Linked DNA regions of Homo sapiens: region 1 is linked to region 2. A link is an interaction called in ENCODE POLR2A ChIA-PET data of the cell type or tissue named here. Cell type or tissue: GM12878. All regions are shown on one strand. Region 1 has its middle 76 kb from the start of CBLB. Region 2 overlaps CBLB (Cbl proto-oncogene B).

Region 1 (5,000 bases), 120 kb before region 2:
CAATATATTATGGGGGAATGCCTTGCATTAAATTATTTGCTATTCTTACTTTAAAAATCAGCCTCCTTACATAAAAAAGGTGAGAGAGTAAGATAAATGCTAAACTCATACAATAAAAACTATTACTATGGAGGACTTATGACAAAAAAATAAAAATAAAGCATTTTATAAGAGGAAACAGAAAGACAGAAAAGATAATTATAAACAAACTTTATGGTCCCAGAAACCTGAATGATGAAGCAAAAAAAGGAAATAATGAGCAAATAGAAAACCAGATTCTAATCCTGAGACACAACGTATCCAAACACTAATCTCTCTAGAACTTGAAGGGATAACACTCATTCCTAGAACAGTAATGAAAGTTTTCTTTGTTAAATAGGAATGGAATTGCTGCTGACAGAGGGAAGGGACCTTACCTTCTGGAAAAATACGGTTTTAATTTGGCTAAAATCCACGTCTGATAAATTCTCAAAGCACTTTGTGGGCAATTTTGTTCTTCACAAGATGGATGTTTTGAGTGACAAAAGGAACTCTAGGCCTAATTCAAACCAATCATGAGGAACTGTTCCATCTCTGACAGAAATAGAAACCACAGGAAAATGCAAAGTTGTTCACTTAAAAATAAGAGGAATACTGGGCATAGAATAGGTGCCTACTTTAGGGAAGCACTTTTCCAAAAGTTAGGGGCTGATGTCCATGCCTGATTCAAGGAGAAAAGTTTATGCTAACCAATAAAATTATGACTATTAACTGCAAATATCTCTTTATGAGAGAAAAGAGGAGAGAAAGATAAAAAAGACAGCATGATAAATTGCAATGTCTGTAAACATACACAAGATGGGTGCAGGACGCACCAGAATGAGCAAGACAAAGCCTCTAAGAAAAATGTAAGACAGTGCCAAGAATAAACTGCAACTAGTGAGAAATATTAAGGATGACAAAAGGACTTTTCTTAAATACTTGCTTGGTGCAAGAAGAATAAGAAAACACAGATCTGTCACTTAAAGCAGCAATGTTAGTTACAATAACTAGAATGTAAAACCCTGTATCTCTTCTTTTATCTTCGCTGTATAAACTACACTTTACTGAGTTGATCTCCATGTGTCAGGTATCAAACTAAGTACTTGTAGGCAGATTATTTCATTTAACCTAAAAAAAAAAAACCCACCATGATATGGATATTGTTATCATTCCTTTTCTCACAAATGGGAATATTGAAATTAATAGAGGTTGTATATCGTGTCCACAGTCACACAGTTAGAAAGCGTCAGAGCCAGGGTTTGAACTCAAGTAGCCTAACTATAGAACCCATATTTTTAATCACTATACAGTATTTTACTATCTGTTCCATCAAAAGAAATCATTTTTCAGAGTGGAGATGATAGAACATACATGAGAACAAGAGTATTTAAATCCAAGATACCTGCAAAGCATCTAGACACTCTAGATTTAGACTTTTAGCTCCTTGGCCAAGATTAATTACCTTTCAGGAAAATAAAACTACATACCAATGAGATCACTAGACCTCTCGCAATGATCTATGAAGAATAATGGAACAGCTATCTGGTATCTAATGGCTAGAGTCAGATAAATGGTTTCTCAATAGATTTCCAGAATAATGGGAAATTTGGTTTTGCATTAACAATAGGCTACGTATGTTATATTCATTCTAGGAAAAATTGTAGATGGTTTATTAAAAAAAAAAGTGGTCAGTAAAGATCAAAATGTGTTCATTAAGACTGAGAAATGGCAAATGAAACTATTTATATTTTAAAACTAAAAAGATAGTAAAAATAAATTCTAATGCTAAAAAGAAAAAAAATACACCTCTTTTTGATAAGAGAAAAACAATACCAGTATTTGTAGAAGGTAGGATAGACCATGGGCCAAATCATACACTTCAGGTCATTTTTAAGTGGTTGTGAAAGTTCATGAAAAGAGTTTACTGGTTGATCAAACTCAATCAGAAGAGTTTTTTAATGACTTGATTCAGTAATTTCATTTCAGTCCTTTCTGGATCAAAATTTTTATCTACAAAGATATAAAAGACTTATTTAACTTAATTAAGGGTGATTAACAAGAAAGAGAAAACAAATGCATAGTTTTCCAAGAAGGATTTCCATACTCTTTCAACTGGATAAAGTGATGGACTAAATCTAACCAGATGAAATAAAATAAAGATGATTTTTTAAAAATATACACTTTAGCTAAACAAACCACCAAATGACTGCACTATTACAGGATGAAGGGGATGTGGTATCCCTGGGGAGTGCCCGAAAATGTCATAGGATTTGTGTCAACATGAATTCAACATGAGTCAGTAGAATGCTCTGCACTGGACATGCCATAAGGAAGTGTTGCTTTCAACTCTCGCCTTCAACATGTTAAAAAGCATCAGAAGAGGTTGACTGGGACAAGCTAGGTCAGGAAGAAAAGCACATGAAGAAACCTGAAAAGGAAAAACACTGAGGCTACCTTGCCTTGAGACAAGTGTATGCTCGTCAGTTATAAAGTTCTTGGGTCCAAGTGACAGAAACTCCTACTCAGACTGGTGTGAACTATAAGAAATTGTATTTTTTTTTAATAGGAAGCTCAGAATTAAAGTAGCCTTCAGATAATGATGGATAAAAGCATTAAACCCAGAGAAGACATCCAACAGTCTTCCTATGGCTCTCTAATGAAAGAGAGGTAAAACTTTATCCAAAATATTTCTATTGTGACTGCACTGGTCAGAATTGTGTCTCATTGCCATTCCTTGCTTCATCACTTACAAAGGAATGCAGCAAGTCCTACACTAGCCACAACACTCTGGAACTAATAACCAGTTAAGAATAACTTTATATATATGAGGGGTGATGTTCCTTTGAGGTATAACCATATATGAGAAAGATAATGCATATTTAAGCAAAATTGAGAGTTCTGTTAGAAATTAAAAAAAAAAAAAAAAAAAGGACACCAGTCAAGTCCACCATCCAACTCCTAGTGAAAACCTGACTGTAAATTTCAATTTAGGAGTTGCCGTATGGAAATATATCCTGTGACTTGAGAGGAGGGAATGTAAGACTGATGTTTGGAAGTTAAAGGTGAATATACAGCAAGCCAATAACAAACAACATTTGCTGCATAATGAATGAGTCCCTTATTTTACACATGCTCTCTGGAGGAGGGAAAAAAAAAACCTCCACTATATGCCCTCCAAAAAGTCTTCCAACCGAAGACCAGCCCACAATTCAGGTTTTGTTCTGCATAAAAACATAGCCAATGAAGTGAATGGATCCTGAAATTTCAACCATTGTCAACCTGCAAAGTAATTCCAGGCTTTCTGGTCATGAGGGCCTAGAATCAGACAAAGATGCTCTGTATTTGCCAACTTTCTCCCCACAGTATTAAGATCTACTGAGAGGGGCACCTTTCTGGAATATGCACAAAGACGTCATGTGTACTAGTTCGCCTGACAATAATTCCAATACTAGGTTTCAATGATTGAAGTTAATAACTTACTAAAATAAGTTAGAAAGAATAGAATTGCAGTTTCAAAATAATTACAACAAAATAACAACTATTTTAACACTTGACAGTTTGAAAAACTCTTTTCCATTTTCAAGTAGATATTATGATTATTCTTATTTTATAGATGAGGATGCTGAGATCCAGGTTTAAATTTAACCAATTAGAAAATGGTGGATTTGGGTTTTCCAACCCATGTCTGCTTGATTCCAAAAATGTGCAATGATAATAGGAATTGTTCTCTCCCTCTTCTTCCTCCTTTCTTCTTTTTTTTCCTTCTACTGAGTTTACAGGTTTTTTTTTTTTTTTTGGTAGCAATACTAAAATATTTTTATAGTAATACTTATTTCTTTTTCTTTTTTTTTTTTTTGAGATGGAGTTTCACTCTTGTTGCCCAGGCTGGAGTGTGATGGTGTGATCTTGGCTTCCTGCAACCTCCACCTCCGGGTTCAAGCGATTCTCCTGTCTCAGCCTCCCAAGTAGCTGGGATTACAGGCGCCTGCCACCACGCTGAGCTAATTTTTGGCTAATTTTTGTATTTTTAGTAGAGACGGTGTTTCACCATGTTGGCCAGGATGACTTTGAACTCTTGACATCAGATGATCCACTCACTTTGGCCTCCCAAATGGCTGGGATTACAGGGGTGAGCCACTGCACCTGGCTAGTAATACTTATTTCTTTTCTTTCTTTCTTTTTTTTTTTTTTTGAGACAGAGTCTCACTCTGTAGCCCAGGCTGGAGTGCAGTGGTGCCATCTCGGCTCACTGCAGTCTCCGCCTCCCGGGTTCAAGCAATTCTCCTGCCTCAGCCTCCGGAGTACCTGAGACTACAGGCACGTACTACCATACCTGGCTAATTTTTGTATTTTTAGTAGAGACGGGGTTTCACCATGTTCGCCAGTCTGGCCTCGAACTCCTGACCTCAGGTGATCTGCCCACCTTGGCCTCCCAAAGTGCTGGGATTACAGGCATGAGCCACCGTGCCCAGCCAATACTTATTTCTTAAACCCATAAGATCTTTAAAAGCAAAACTCTGTCCCTCCCATAGTTTACTGCTCACTGAGGATGTTTACACTTTTCTTTGCACCCAGAAAGTATTCAAATATCACAATAATGATCTCTTTCCAGCATCTGATTTATATATATGTTCTGATTATGGATCTGGTTCCAGGAAAAAAATGGATTGGATATCAGCTCCAGGTTGATATCAACTCCATTTTTACATTTATGTAGTCCCTTACATGATGACCCAATGTTGAAAAAACTTACATTAAGAATAACTTTTTAAAGTTCACATCAAGGATTCACTATATCCTGGATTTATTGCTAATATATCTGCTGTCACACAATGAATTTCTTCAATTTCCTTTTCTTTATTAAAATATTACATATATGTAAGTAAATCTTAGTACCTCTTTACTAAAAGTGAAGTTGAAGGGCAAAAAAGTCAAGTCTTTTAGCACACCCGAGTCTACAGGTCAAGTTAATATTAAGA
Region 2 (5,000 bases):
TAAGTACAGAGTACAAGGATCTAAATGTCTGTCATATAAACAATGGGCAATCTTATTAGGCAATTTTGGACACCTATTACGTGGCTTTATTTATTTATTAATAGTAGGCTTTTCTCATCATGGTTCATGGGGATTTGTAAGGTAACGATACCCTGGACAGCCTTCCAAGATGTTTTGATGTTGGCAGCAATGCATTACTGGGGCAGGGGCAGGGGAGGAGGTAGAAAGTGTGATAACTCTGCATCACTCCTTCTTCTTTGTTCTCATTTATAACACCTAAGGCATTGGAATTCCCCAGAGTAAGAATTCTAGTGAAAAGGGAAGCAAATAAAATACATCTGACAGTTGGGATCCTTGGGTTTATACATGTGCTGACTAATTACATATGAAATGAGATATCCCCTTAAATTAAAACTATTTGAAGATACCACTTCAAATATATGTAATAGATGATTTACACTTCTTATCATGGCTTTCAATAGCAAGAATTTCTCTTGCAGTAGGATAATTAACTAGAAATATAAAGAAATGTTTCAAAAGTATAATAATGTAGAAGAAAAATAGAAAAATTTGATTTTGGAAGAAATCTTCCTCCATTATTATGAAGATAGCTGCAGTTTGGTTTTTTTTTTTTTTTTTTTTTTTTTTTTTTTTTTTGGGACGGTCTTGCTGTGTCGCTCTGGCTATGGTGTGGTGGCATGAACACAGCTCACTGCAGCCTGTACTTACTAGGTTGAGCCATCCTCCTGCCTCAGTCTCCAAGTAGGCTCCCAAGTAGGTGGGACTACAGGTACATGCCACTATGCCTGGCTGATTTTTAAATTTTTTGTAGAGACAGGGTCTCGCCATGTTGCCTAGGCTGGTCTTGAACTCCTGGGCTCAGGCATTTCTCCTGCCTTGGCCTCCCAAAGCGTCAAGATCACAGGCATGAGTCACCACACCCAGCTGATAGCTGCAGTTTTGTGTGTGAGAGTTGATCTTCTTGCCTTTACTGTGACAAAACATCTTTATGGAAAGACAAACAGTATTCGTTACGTTTATTTTACCTGTGTATTCAAGAATGTTTATTTTTTTCATAAGCTACAAAACCAGATTAGAAAAGTAACTTGTATTTCCTAAAAGGAGGCATATTTTAGGAGCTATATGAACTGGGCATTTTTAATTTTTTTTCATTACTTTGGGGAATATTTCAGGATCTCATCAGCATTCATTACATGGGAGGACAGGGGATTAAAAAAACAAAATTGATTGTTAATGAATTTTTTTTTTTTTGTATTTAGGAAGAAGAAAGACTGTAACTTAAAAAGAATTGTGGCAAATTATATATGTTAAATATTCTGGTCTAGAAATGTGGTATAGAGGTTCCCTAGAAGCTTCTGTTCCACTGTGGTTAAAATGTTTTCTCACCTTCTTGAACTGTCTTTGTAGGTGATGTCATGAAATGTCCCAAGAGAACGTTGTATAAAACTTCCTTTGACCTTTCTGGACTCAGGGCTGAGCTCCTTAGACCTACAGTTTCTTGTTAAAATCGAGTAGGTTGTGTTTGAAAAATAAAGTTTATTTGTAAAATTATTTCAGTTTATATTTTATGTATAATCATCTCTCTTACAAATATATGACTCAAGGAAAGATAGTATTTTGCCCTAGGGTCAAGAGTGAAATTATTTAAACTTATTAGTGCATATTTATTTCTTTTCTATTTTATGCTAAAAAAATGTGTGGAACTAAAATTTGAAAAGATACTTATTTTGTTAGTTTAGAAAATGTTTAGTATTTCATATAATCTTAACTTTCAAGTATTTTGGCGTCTATCTTAATATTTTCTCCTTTAAGAAAAGACAAAAATTAAAAATCTTATTCTAACTTAGTTTAGTCCACTCAGTGAAACAGCATTTAATATTTAATGAAAATTGTTTTGTCGTTTCCTTTGACATCTGTATTAAAGATTGCTAATTGCCTCCAAAATCCATTTTGTCCCTTTCCTATCATTATATATTTCCCCATTGTTATCCATCCATAGTAAAGATAGCATTTCCTGGGTTCACATGTTGCTGATGTGGCCCTGTGAGCAAGTTTTGATGAATTGGATGTGAGTAGAAGTGAGCTGTGCAGCTTCTAGATCATGCCCTTAAAGGGAAGCCACATGCCCGCTCATTCCCCTTTTTCCTGCTCCCTGCTGGCTAGAATGTGAACAGGGTTATGAGTCATCTCAACCATGTGAAGGAGGGTGATGGAACAGGGATGGGAGAAGGAGCCTAAGTCCTTGACTTCTCCATAGACTAGAGCTGCTTTGCTTAGGCGAGAAGGAAATAAACATCAGCATCAGATAGTATTATTCTGTCACACTTAGCCAAAACTGTGTATAAAATACATTACCATGCTGACAGAATTCACCATTTCTGCTGTGTTTTTTTGAGGTTTAAGTTTCAAATTTGCATAATATGTGAAGGCATTTTCATGTGAAATAAAACATTATTAACTATATCTTGTTTTCAGAGCAACCACTGGATTCATGCTAATACTGCTTTTATATTACAGTTATTCAGTATTAAACCATTTTGTGACTATCTGTAACTGTTAGATGTATGACCCATTTGAGGCGTAAACAGAGTGCTGTCTCTTGATAATCTAAATTTCCTGTCTTAAATTTTTGTGTCTGCTTTGCCTCCCTTTCTTTGTCTTCCTCCCTCATGTCTTTCCCTCCCCTTTCTGCCTTTGGCTAATGTCTGGGCCAGTGCTGGTAAAGTGCTCCCTGGCCAGTCCATGGGAGTTTAAGGACCTTAACAGAGACCAGGTTCCTGGCGTTACTTCTGAACACACACACACACACATACACACTGGTAAAATTCAGTTACTTGCTTGGGGAGTTTATGAGTTTATATTGTAATGGATGGAAAAATGCCCTGTGCTTTGCAACCTTTTAGACTAAGTAATAACACTTACAAGAAATTGTGAGTGTTATGGGAACCAACTTCTGTGTGGGAGATGGGTACGAGGGAAAAAAAAAGTTTCATAATGATGAATGAGAAATTTTCAGAAAGCATTGTTTGGTTTGTCATTTTCAGTCCAGAAGGTTACTTACGTCATTTACTCTGGGGATGGAATATAGCTTCACTGAATGACAGCATTTGGTTCCAAGTTATTTAGTTATGTTTCATTGTGTTGAAATACCCTACCTTTGCCAGAATCGTTGTAAACTATGTGTGAAGCTCTAGGTGGGGAAAAATTGAAAGGAGCGCCATATTATATTACAGGAACAATTCATGTCCTACTCTTGGTTTCCTTTCAAAGCCCTGTATTTGTGGCTGTGCTAATAAATTCCATCACATTCATTATGCATAGCTGTAAGTGTATGTAAATACCACGCATCTTGCATTTTGAAGAAAACCAGGGAGTGAACACACATAGTCTTTCTTGCCTGGGATTCATTTATTTTTTAAAATTCATTTTATATATGAATGAGAAAGTTGAGGGAACATTTCCTTTCATACCAACATAGAAAATCCTCTAATACCACATCCCCTGTCTCCTGGTCCTGGGAGCAGTAATGGGATTTTCTGGGTGCATTTGCATCATGTGTATCATTGCTTTTCTGTTTATGTTCAGAAGCCTTTTCTGCCAAGGCTTCCACAATCTTCTGACCCCAGCAGCAGGTACATCCTTGTAGATGTCAGTGTAAGTCTTTATATTATGAAGAGTATTTGAGAGAATGGTACAAGAGGATGAAAGGGTGAATGGAAGTTGGGGGCAAAATAATGGAGGGCTAAAGAATATAGATTTGATCTTACAAAAGCTGTCGAGAAACCATTGTGCATTCTTAAGCAGTGAAGTGGCACCATTTAAAATGCACATGAATGATTAGTCTAATATAGTTTGTCTGACGGCAAAGACTGGAGAGTGGAGTAAGAAATTTGTTGGATTTTATACCAAAAAGCTAAAGTGTTTCTAGGATAGCATGTCTTGTTTAATATTTTATCTTTTTTCAAAATGGAGATCATGTTTTATACTGCCTTGTTATATGGTTTTATTACTTCTTTATGAATGACTTAATAGAGCATTTTGTGTATGTGGTAAATATTTGTATGTTCGTTTCTCTGATCAAGAAGCTAATGGATTATTTTGAAGTATCTACTATTTTGTAGCACTACATGAGTTGTACAATTAACTTGAGTCCCCATAAACAAAATTGGGGACATGCTGGATCCATGTCATGCTGTCATGCTGGAGCCGTGTCATGCTGGAGCCATTTCAAACTCCAGTGTGCTTGACGTTAAATTTCAAAAGTCAAGGAAATTGTTGTTAAGGAGCTTAGTTGAAGCTATCTTTTCAAGAATTTAATCTACTAATTCATTTTGTTTAATTTTTAGGAATTTGTATGTCATTAAAATACTCTCAAAAATGCTGTTCTGATTTGAAATGAAATACGAGTATAAAAATTGGGGTCGATCTTTGGTACATTGTTTATTGTACTGGAAAATGAATGCTTAACATTAGTCTGTGATAGTGATATCATGCTATTTTGTATTCAAGCCTTTATATGTTTTCATCAGGAAGAGTCAGGCAAAAGCAGACAAAAATTTCAACTAATGGCAAAGCACTTTGTACCTTTAAAACAATTTAATGAGGAGTTGTTTTTACTCTAAAAGCTGAGGCAAGAGATACATGGCAGTAAAATCTGCTATTGTTAATCTACTGTAGTCTCAAATTTTTATTCATTAATTTATTTATTCATCAGTTCCTTCAGTGATATTTGTTGAGCGCCTACTCTGTCCTGGCACTGCTGTAGTCACAGAGGACAATTATGAGTTACTGAGCCTGACTCCTCTCCTATATGGATTAGAGAGTGAACATAAAATATCAGGAAAACTAAACAGTTTTTACATTTTGCTTTGAATGTTTTTTTACTTTCCTCTCCGCTTCCTTTCCCCCCTTCTCTTCTTTCTCTTTCCATCCCAGGTCCTCCTTTTTCTCACTATCTGAGAGTCGGAGGAAACAAGGAG

The links. ChIA-PET counts read pairs that join two places held together with the same protein. Peaks named below come from ENCODE experiments on the same cell type or tissue, not always from the same donor. Only the 100,000 strongest peaks of a DNase experiment are listed, where the experiment ranks them.
Region 1: POLR2A ChIA-PET joins it to region 2 with 7 read pairs; 3 of 35 experiments call an interaction of 5 or more read pairs at or near these places.

Annotation. Positions count from the first base shown.
Region 1 is chr3:105,942,240-105,947,239 of GRCh38, reverse strand. No RefSeq gene overlaps it. Among named protein-coding and RNA genes, the nearest start is that of CBLB, 76 kb to the right of the region's middle. In GM12878, no CTCF peak of the experiment used is centred here; no DNase peak of the experiment used is centred here.
Region 2 is chr3:105,825,324-105,830,323 of GRCh38, reverse strand. All of the region lies in intron 3 of CBLB (Cbl proto-oncogene B), which reads left to right. Among named protein-coding and RNA genes, the nearest start is that of CBLB, 41 kb to the left of the region's middle. RefSeq lists a silencer at 1,321-1,370. In GM12878, no CTCF peak of the experiment used is centred here; DNase peaks (open chromatin) are centred at 1,423 and 3,013; H3K27ac peaks cover 2,368 bases.